Regions from separate parts of the Mus musculus genome. Here region 2 is linked to region 1. A link is a loop called in an ENCODE intact Hi-C map of the cell type or tissue named here. Cell type or tissue: heart. All regions are shown on one strand. Links, peaks and the distances in the headings refer to the core of each region. The heading gives the core; the rest is flanking DNA.

Region 1 (5,380 bases), core at 238-5,237:
TATTCATGCTCACCATAAACTGCATTGGCAAGAAATTAAGGTTAAAGGAGTAGGGTAGAAGCTTAAGTCATCTAATTTTATGACTTATTAACAACTCAAAGAGTCTAATGGTTCAAAGGCTGGAATGAATAGCTAGAATCTTATTTTAGACTATCTATGACTTTAATTTGCTCTCATTACTGAAAATGATGAAAAATTAGCTATCAGAAATGTCAAAGCGAGAAACATGATAGAAAACAGGAATTAGTCATCATCTTGAACATTTTTCTTTGTTAAACTTCAGGTAACAATGGAGATAATACTGTATTTCTTTATAGTATCATGCCCCCCCTTTTTTTTACAAGAGAAATTATAAGTTATGTAGCCAGTGACATTTACTCAATACAAGTACACCTTTTGTCCCTAGGTTATTTGTTACATTTATTATAAGAAAACTCAAGGATGAACTGCAGAATTTCAGGAGTAATTATATTTTCATAACCAAAAATGTTCAGATGTCTTCCTCATATCTATAGGCTCACAGTCTATTGTCTAGCACATTATTTTATTTTTATTTTGATAACCAGAATTATACTCTCTTTCCAACAGAAAATTAGTGGCAAATAATGCTGTGATTGTTCAATAACCTTTAAGAATTGGCATTGGGGAGTTTTGGATGAATGCATAGTGGTACCTGTGTTGTGTATGTACTTGTGTGGTGGTTGTTCATTTTGTCAGCTTGACACTATCTAGATTCACTTGAGAAAGGAGTCAGAATGAGGGATTCTCTTCATTGGCTTTGTCTGAGAGGGATTTTCTTAATTGGGTTCATTGATGTGGAAAGGCTCCCCCTGGATGTAGGCAGCACCTTTTCATGTTCTGGCCTGGAGTGAATGAAAGGAGAGGGGACCCTGGGTATTGCTTGCCCTGAGTGATTTGCTCTTTGAAGTTTCTGTCAACTTGATTTTTCCTTGAAATAATGGACTGTCACCTTCAATTGAGAGACTAGCAAACCTTTTCTTAGGTTGATCTCGTGAAAGTATTTATATGACAGCAACAGGAAACAAAACTGAGGCAACTTGTCAGTGTGCCAATAAACATGTATCATGGCATATATATGCATATGTGAGTGCATGCCTGTGGACAGTGGGTAGAGGTTGACTCTGAACACTTTTCTCGATTTCTCTTATTGGATGCTTTTCTCAATTTCAATCCATCTTTTGCTTTTGTTTTTTTGGTTTTTTAAGACAAGCTCTTTCATTCAACCTGGAACTAATGGATTCAGCTGTCTGGTCAATGAGCTTTGGAAATCCGTCTGGTCCTCTGGAGCTCGGGGAAGGGGGTCCCATGCCAAGCTTTTTATGTAGGTTGTGGGGATCCAAATTCAAGACCTCATGCTTGTGTGACATTTACCAACTGCAGTCTACCCCCAAACTCTGGCATGTATTTCGTGGCCAGAAATGGCTGTCTTTTGAATGACTTTCAACCTTTCCGAAACAAATTTATTTCATTGTTTTATCTTTTCACACAGTAGGTTTGAGTTCAGATGTAAAGTATATGAACACCTAACAATATAAAATTATATACTTTAGCAGTTTCACAAAATTTCATCCATTCTTATTGTATAAGCTTCTGTCTCATTTAGTATTGTAACTGTCATTTCTGATGTAAAAGCAGGTTGACTGAAACATTAATGTATCAGTAATTTCACAAGGCAGACTGGATGCTATTGAGATTAACTTGTTATCTTTGTCAGAGCTTTGCAATGCCTCAAGGGTTGCTGCATTGCCTAGGTTTGTCACATAATTTCAAGAAAATAAACACACTTCCCAGCTGAAGTGGCTCTAACCATATCTTCACTATGCTATGTTTTTGTTCCAACCTATCTCAGCTACTTTACAGTAGCTACATCTCAATGAAGATATCCAGGAAGAAATTTGAAAAACCAAAGAATGAAAATTTGAAAATGAAGTACAGTGGCTTGGAGTTGTGTTGACTGACATCAGTCGTTGAAGTATGGATTGCCCCCTTAGCTTCACAAATGATCCTCCTTAACAGATCTAGGGCACTTTACTAACTAGGTTCCTGGCTTTACTGTTAGTCCAATGTACAGTCCACACCTGAAGAAAGGGGAGTTTTTGATGTTGTGGTTTATTAACCAGGTACTTTCCATTCACTGTCAACAATTAGAAAACAGAAAGAAGTTTTTTAAAGAGGAGGGTTGGTGGGACCTCCTACTTGTTTTCTTTACTCCAAATAAGAAGCCGGAAACAATTAAGGAGAAAAAAATCCCCTATAGTTCACCTTGACCTGGCTGGACTGGGTCTGATGCCTGAAAAAAGTGGTGTTGTGTAAGCCACTAGTAAAAAAAAGTCGAACTGAACTTCAATACAATGAAAATTATTGGGCTCTAGGGGAAACTAGGAGCCAAGGTCTCCAGTATCAAATTAGAAAAGGAGCTCTTTCCCAAACCTAGAGAACTGTGTTTCTTCCTTCTCCTTAAGGTGTCGAGGGCGCTGACAAGACCTGGAGAGGCAATGCTACTACTTCCTTGGCTGTCCAGTTTAGCAACGCTTTAGCCTCACCCAAAACTGCAAAACTGAATTGCAAGCTTGTATTCATTCACTCTTCTGCTGCCATCTGCAACTTCTTGTTTCCTTTTACTGAGAAGGTGGCGTTTAAGGTCAAAAGATCCATTGTAACCAACAAAAGGCCAAAGAACCACAAACAGACCCTGGGAAAAAGCTAGGCTGCCCCTTTCAGGGCTGAGGGTCTACAAAAGGAACAACGAAATATATCTGACAGTAGAATACATCTTGTCTAAATCTCCAAAGTCTGGGAAGACCTCAGACAGATTTGGGATCAGACACAGGGCAAGGTCTTAAGGCTGCAAGGAAAGCGGGCAGTGAATACTCTGAGAGCAGTGTTGGGGGAGGGGAGAGGCCCCCGAAATCTACTTTGTATTCAGCAGCTGCGGGCCAGTAAGGATTCCTGAACAAAGGAGCACGCGGCAAGAGGATGAAATGTTGGGGTTCATGCTGCCACTCGAGCTGCGAGAAGTTTTCCACCTATACCGTTATGGAAGCGTTGGAACTCAGAATTGGGGGGCGAGGGGGTGAGAGAAAAGAGAACTCAGCATGCGATTCCTGTTGCGCCACTACGCACCAGGAATTCTTGAGAACGATGGGAATGGCAACTATTAGATTCGAGGGGGGAGAAAAAAGAGCTGGAGTGAGCAAAACAAAGAGCGAGTGTGGGCCGCGGTGACTTCATGCCTCACCAATGTCCCGCCCACGCTACTCCGAGCTGGAGCTGTTTGCTGCTTCTGCTGCTGCTGCTGTCCTGGGCCGCCACTGCGCTTGCTGGCGACCCAAGCAAGGAGCACTGTAGCGTGGGGAGGTTTCCTAGCAACTCTCAGCTCGGAGCACGCCCAGCCACCCGAAAGCTGGGAGCCCCCACGGGGGACCACAGAACTAGATCACCCCATCCCTGCCCATCGCCTGCCTCTCTTCCCTCTCATCCCAGAACGCATCAGCTGCCAGGGTTCTGGGTGGCCAGACGCCTGAGCCGACAGAGTCCGAGAAAGGACAAGGGTACGCAGCTCCCTCCCAGCGAGGTGCATGGAACATCCCCTTCTAGCCCAGTAAGCAACTGGGATGCCTTGTTGGTTGCCCGCGAGTGCAGACAGGAGCTTCTAGGGAGCTCGCGGAGCTGCTTCCCCAAGCTGCTGGCACCCGTGTCTCCTCTCCCGCCAATCGGAACGCTGCCGCCTGAACCTCTGCTAGCTGCGACTAAGTGGAGTTGGCCTCCCTGCCCACCTGTGGAAGAAGCTAGCACCGACTGATGCGCCAGCAACTCCCCCACCCCCTTGGCCTTCTAGCCGTCCCCTCCCACTAAAGCAGCATCACCCTGTGAATTACATTAGGGTGGTTTTCCCCCCAGCCTCAGGCTTTGTTTGGGTTTGATTGTGTTTGGCTCTTCGCTAAGCTGATTTATGCAGCAGAGCCCCATCGGCTGGGGAGAAACAAAAGCTCTTTTCTTTGTCTGGGAGCGGACTGTGGAGCCCGTACTTGCTTCGCCCCCGCGGGCCATCGGCTGTCCAAGGAGGTGCTTTTTGTTGAGACTGCAAGCCCCGCCGTGCGGAGCTGGGAGGGCCTTAAGGGCCCTGAGATGCAGAGAGCTGCCCTGGACCGAATACCTGTATCGCCTACTGAGAGCAACTGGGTCGGCCAACCCGGCCTGTCGAAAAGGTCCTAGGGACTCGCAGCCCACGGGCCTCAAGGTGCGCTCTCAAGTCGGGAGAGCGCATCAGGAAAGCAACTAGGCAGTAGGCACCGGGCGGGCTGCTTTGCATTATGTGCGGCTCGGCCCTGGCTTTTCTGACTGCTGCACTGCTCTCTCTGCACAACTGCCAGCGAGGTCCAGCCTTGGTTCTTGGGGCAGCCTGGGTATTTTCACTTGTTCTCGGACTGGGCCAAAGTGGTAAGTTATTTTACTTTGTTTTCTTCCCTTCTCCCAAAGTCTTGGGCTGGTATTGAGAGCTTATGGCCTGGGCATCCCTGACAGGTAAGTGGAAGATGTCAGTCCTGGTCAGTCCTGCTGAGACTTCAGGAGGGCAGGTGTGTAACAAAGTTCTCCATAAAGAAGCCAGGTATCAGGCATTTTCACCCCTAAGTGACAGCAATAGTCCACAGTGCTGGGAAAAGTTTATTTGAGTTGAAGTTTGGGAAAGAGTCTGTTGTACTTACAGAATGCAGTTTGGGGGTTCCAGTATTTCCTGAGGATATCACTATATAGTCTGTATTCCCCAACTTTTCACCTTAGGGGTGGAGCATCATCCACTAAGAGCCTGTGGCTAAGATGGTTTATAAAAGGAAAGAGTCTTTCATTTATTGGTCTAAGAAAGAACAAGTTTCTTCTGCCATAACATTCAGCTTGAATGAATTAATGCCCTTGAGGAATATCCATTCATGGTTTAAGCCACTGCCCTGCGGAGGGGTGGGATTGTTAAATTATTGTGGCTAAATGATCTGTCCCCTAAGTTTGGTCTCTGTTACCAAGAGGTCACCTCTCTATAAACTTTTATTGTCTTCATCTGTAAAACAGATATAGATGCCTACCTTTCCCAAGTCATTTCTAGTCAGACAGTGCATGAGAGGGGGCTTGGCACTTTAACATGTTAGCATTGTATTCTTGGTGACTCATGAAACAGAATAAGTAATAATAACAATCTAAGGATTAAATTTACCATAGAGGCCAAATGTTTTTTTTTTTTTTTTTTGCAGATGGAGTTACCATTGCCTTATTTATTTATTTATTTATTTACTTACTTACTTACTTTTCCCTTCGGGTTACTAATCCCTTAAATTTTATTAGAGACTTACTGTAGTCTCTCAACCTT
Region 2 (5,380 bases), core at 155-5,154, 160 kb after region 1:
TATCAGATAGTTCCATGATTCATAACTGTAGGAGAATTATAGTTATGAAGTAGCAATGATATAATTTTATTGTTGGGGTCACCACAACATAAGGAACTGCACTAAAGGGTCACAAGATCAGAAAAGTAGAGAACCACTCCACAACAAGTCAAGTGAACTTATTGCCATCTAGGAAAAAGCCAGAGCAAAGGGTCACTTTACTCTTCAGTCTTGTAACTTTCTTAGACCCTGAAATACTGTGGTCTGAGGATACAATGAGGTAAAAATGCTTGATTCCATTTTAAGCATGGATACACATATTCTGTATTTTTACTGTGAAAGTCATTTGCTAGGTACAGATGAAAGGTTTATGTGAGAAAGTTTATTTAGAAGGGAACATTTAGAATGAAGATAAACATTTCACAAAGGCACCAAGAAGAAGACCAGTGGATTTTAACAGTCATGGAAACCAAGAATTGTCATGAGGTTATACTACCAAGTTTAACTAAAGAAGGAAAAAAGCATAAAATGAAGAAAAACGGTCCAATTGCTTTGATTAACAAACTGCTACAATTGGAATCATTTGGCTGAAAGTATACCTTTTTCAAAAAAGAAAAAAAAAAACAGTAGAAATTAATCTTGAATCTCAATTGATTCAGAGATTATAGAGGCCATCAAGTTGGCTTCAACAAACCAAACAGCCTCAATACAGATCTTTGAGATGCACAAAGCCTAAAGATCCACAGAGTTTGTGCTTCCAAGAACTGCCTCCTGCTATCTAGGAGAGGTAGAGGGTAGAGTTTCTTCCCTGTGATGAGGGTTCTTTGATAACTGTGGAGCCTTTTTCAGCTCTTAATGAGTTTAACTCTGGGAGCTAAGGTGCTACTCCAAGCCAATAGCTTATGAATTCAGTATCTCATACCCAAGAAGAAAAGGGAAACAGACAAGGAGGAAAGCAGAGTAACAGACTATTTAAGGGAAGTAAGAAAGAACTCACTTTTAGAGAATGGAGGAGCTTCCAGGAGGACTACTACTATGCTGCCCTGCCCACTAGTCTTTTGGCAAGAACTGTATGGAGATCAAGGTTGTCTTTATTAGGGCTGGTCATTTTTTATCACATTGAAGGCCAAGTCAGCAAGGAGTGCACCTGCTTTGTGTTCTGCTTCTCTGCTCAGACAGGCAGGTGATCCAGTTAGCTCTTGATCTGTTATAGGCCTGTCCTATCTAGTGGGGACTCCTTTCTCACCCAGTGGATCATAGACCCACATCTGTTGCATCAGTCAGTCCATAAAGCAGGCATCTACCCAACGAGAATTATTCTATAACCATAGGATCTACTGCAAATTTTAGATTGGCTCATGACCAATTCTTCTCTCTTCTTTTTGTCTCTTATGCTTGTCCTTCCACTGTATTCTGGAAACACATAACTTCTCTGGTTACACACATTCAGAACCACAGAATCTCTCCTGTGTCAAGATAAAATATACCTCAAATCTCACCCCTGCCTGATTTAGATGTTTAAATGAACTTCAGACTTTGGCATTTGTTCTGAAAGGAGATGGGACTTTGGGGACTGAGAAAGAGTGATGCATTTTCAAGTGAGAATGTCATAAATTTTGAAAAAATAGGAAGGATATTATAGACAGGGGTGCATTCTAGAAAAAGTAAGTGAAGCAGAGGAAAATCTGTGAGAAAGAAGCATTTTAGAAAGGGCAAACTTGGGACTCACTTTTATGTAACCTAAGGGCAAACAGACTTACTTTTATGTAACCTAAGTTCCACATGCTAAGAAATGCTTGGTTGGGGGAGAGGGCGCTTAGACAGAAGGAAACAAAGGCCCATTCAGTACTTAGAGGCAAGTGTGGCCTTTTCCCTCTTTTCTCTAATATACTTAACAAAAGTGTGATGTCACACAGAGCTTACTGAACTGAATAATTGTAGGATGCCATGGTGCCCTCAGCATTTGAATTCACACTCCTACTCAATGGGTGGTTTTTTTCAGAACAAAGGTTTACTTTACATAGTTGTTACAAAGCACAGTGAGATTTGAGAAAAAAAATATGTGGCAGTTGAAGAGAGTGCCTACGCACAAAAATTAATAATATCATGGCTTATGGATGAAGTGCATAGAGCAGCTATGCTGGTTATAATATAAGCCATATTTAGTCCCCAAGGAACAGTGAGCTACTTATGGGCTTTCTGTTTTACAAAACACAAACTTAATGTATGACAATGGGAGCCTGGGCTGATCTAGTTAGTGCCTGTAGATCAATGGAAAGAATGAAGAGCTGAGACTGAGGACAGGAGGAATGCTAGTTTGCTACTTTTTGGTTTTGGTTTATTGTTGTTTGTTTGTTTGTTTGTTTGTTTGTCTTGAACCATTTTGTCCAATTTCTTTCTGATTAGAAAAATATAAGTCAGATCAGCTATGAGGTTTTTGCAAGTTCATTACATGCTGTGCCATAGCAGGACTGACATATGCCAACTGCAAATTGTCTTCCAGCTCTCAAAGTTCATGATAAGTAGAAATTTTTGTGTGACAAAACTTTTTCTGAAAAGATACAACACATACATCTACAACAGACCAAAGTATGAATATCACCAAAGTCCAGCTTGGTGAACCAATGAGTTTTATTGGGGTTACTTATAGGAATATGGGTGAGGAGTTACTTTTACATTAGCAGAAATGATTGAGACAATGGCATCATCAAAGCTATTCCCAGTTGGGAACCTTACAGCATGCTGCACAGCCTGCAGACAGTTCCACAGCTTAGATAGTGCCCTTTCCAAGTAACTCTGGTCCAAACCTCTGCTAGCAGATCTGCTGGCTTTTGCTCCTTCTAGGCAGTTGGTTTGCTCTCAAAGTCATTTTTAAAACTAGGCTTGTTTGAGAATCTTGGCAGCTCAGTTGCACTTCACTGAGAGAGACTCTTAGCTTTTTATTTTCTCCATCAGGGAGAGGTCTAGTGATGCTAATCAGTTTCAGGGACTTCCTGGTGCTATGTTGAGTGGTTTACCTTCCTGTTTAAACTCCTGTTTAAGGAGCTTCCCTGAAGGATGAAATGTTTCTTTCACTCTCAGAGAAAACTGTTACAGGATAGGGAAGCAAACAAGTATTCACACAAATACAAAACCAAGGTACTGAGCTGTCTTTCTGCTGTTTGACAAATGTCAATTTAGTGGGTACTGGAAGCTTCCAACAGTGTGAGGTAGAAGGCAGGCTACAGTATTTGGCCTTGTGTCTTGCTTCCTGTGGCAAACCTCAGGTCAACCATAACAAACACTATGAATTTATTCAGAAGTGTGGGGCCTTTCTGGAGCAGTAGACTCTTTCCTTTGACTAATATACAAACAGCAACTTCTTGTTATCTACTGCAAAGCAGACACGGAATACTTTCCTATAGTCTGATATTGACTCGACCTTTTGGATCAAGAGGACTTACAGGGTCTTCATCCATGTTTGGCTAGAACCCCTGCTCGGCCCCAGAATTAGCTGGGAAATGCTGTTTTCTCTCAATCTCAACCTGCACAGAGCAAATTCCTGGCTGTCATGTCATCACCTCTCACCTTTGCATTTACAGCAAGAGTGTTTCCACCTAAGAGTGTCTGCCTAGGGGCTCAGTTTTGACCATATTTAGGCACAACTCCAGCCTCTAGCTGACACATAATCCCCCCTCACCTAAGTTCTATAAAATCCCCTTGCCTTCCCCAGGACATTCAACTTTCCTGGCCCTGATCCATGGAGGAGCACCTAATAAACCTGCATTTATCTGCTTTTAATCTGCTCTGATCTGGCCTATATTTGTGTCACTGAGAGAGAAAAAGCCTATTAATGTGCTCCCTAGAGTTCTGCTCCATGGATACACCATCTGATAGTAGATACCAGTACCTTCTCTGTATTCCTCTACACAATTGTCTTGGCTAGTCATACCATCTTAACCAATCTTATAATTGAAATGACATCATTTCAATTCACAAACCATTATTTTGTTGTAATTATATTACAGAATCTCAAGGCATGCCAGTTTAAAGAAGGAACTCACAGACTAATTATCTACATATCCCCACTGCCATGGTATTGATTACAGGTACAAAGTATAATATTTAAGGTAAATGCTCTGATAGATAACATAACCAGAATAGGAAACAGTTGAACTGAAACCTATATTCAAAAGGATATTTGCTCATTTTGTTATCAAACTTAGAGGCTCACAACTTATGTCCCAAACTGGGTCCACCTACCCATCTTCAATAAACAAATTAAAAGAACCAAATTAGATGTAGAAAGCAGAAAAGAGATTTATTCAATACAGTCACATCAAGAAGAGGAACAATGAGATCCTGATGTGAGATTGAAGTTTAAATAGAGGGCCAAGTATATGGATATGTAGGCAGTCCCATTAAGGTGTGGTCCCAACCACTATGGTTGGGCTTCACTCTCATCCTGCAAGGTGATCTGACAAGCTGTTAGACCTGTGTAAAATACTAAAAAACAAGTTTCTCCTCTGGCTTGAGTCTTTTCTTTCTCCCAGCATGAGATTCCTGGGGAAATTCTCATTTCTTTGCGGGGGGGGGGGGGGGGGGGGATCCATTGCTTCACTAGTACAATAGTCAGATTAGAGACATAGTGTCTCTTTAGATCATATCTATTTTCTGCCAAGCCAGTTATAGGCGTTTTGTTTTGTTTTGTTTTGTTTTGTTTTTAATTGATGTCTATTTATTTCAGTCTTGAGTATGGGGTAGAATTTAAATCCTCATACATGTTAGGCAATCACTTGATAACTGAAGTGCATGCCCAGCCCAGTTTTACTTTCTATTTTGAAGTAGGATCTTACTAAATTGTCTGGGCTGGCCTCTAACTCATTCTGTAACCCAAACAAGTTTTGAACTTGTGATCTGCCTACCCTAACCTCCCAAGTAGAACTACAAGTCCCAGCTTAGATACAATCCTAATTGCAGTCCTTCTCAGTGATAGGTTCTGGAATGTTCAGTCTCTACAAAGAAGGGAAAAGGAAAGCTAGAGAAGGTAAGGACAGAGATAGGTGTCTTGCTTTTCATGACTCCACCATGTATTCATTAATAATGAAGACACCTATTCTGTTTGGGATGAACGTCTGGAGTGTATACAACTGAGAAAATATTTCAAGCTAAGGATAATTTACTTACAAAGTCTTTGTGGCTGCATTGTTAAGTGCTATACTCTAAGGTAAATCGCTATCTTAATTAGGATTTCAATTTCTATGACAAAATGCCTTGACCAAAAGCAACTTGAGGATGAGGAAGTTTATTTGGCTGACGTATCTCTGGGGTCACAAGCCATCAGGAGAAGCCAATGTAGGAACTCAAGTCAGGAATCTAAAGGCAGGAACTGAAGCAGAAGCTATGGAGGAGTGCTGCTTAT

What was found. Peaks named below come from ENCODE experiments on the same cell type or tissue, not always from the same donor. Only the 100,000 strongest peaks of a DNase experiment are listed, where the experiment ranks them.
Region 2: a loop joins it to region 1, with 1.9 times the contacts of the local background. A loop is called at or near these places in 1 of 42 quality-filtered maps.

Annotation. Positions count from the first base shown.
Region 1 is chr12:119,236,753-119,242,132 of GRCm38, reverse strand. It overlaps Itgb8 (integrin beta 8), which reads left to right and starts at 3,857. Exons shown (of 14, transcript NM_177290.3): 1 at 3,857-4,461. The coding sequence starts at 4,335. In heart, for the core only: no CTCF peak of the experiment used is centred there; DNase peaks (open chromatin) are centred at 3,302, 3,702 and 4,162; H3K4me3 peaks cover 2,676 bases; H3K27ac peaks cover 2,402 bases.
Region 2 is chr12:119,071,771-119,077,150 of GRCm38, reverse strand. No RefSeq gene overlaps it. Among named protein-coding and RNA genes, the nearest start is that of Abcb5, 110 kb to the right of the region's middle. In heart, for the core only: no CTCF peak of the experiment used is centred there; no DNase peak of the experiment used is centred there; H3K27ac peaks cover 1,687 bases.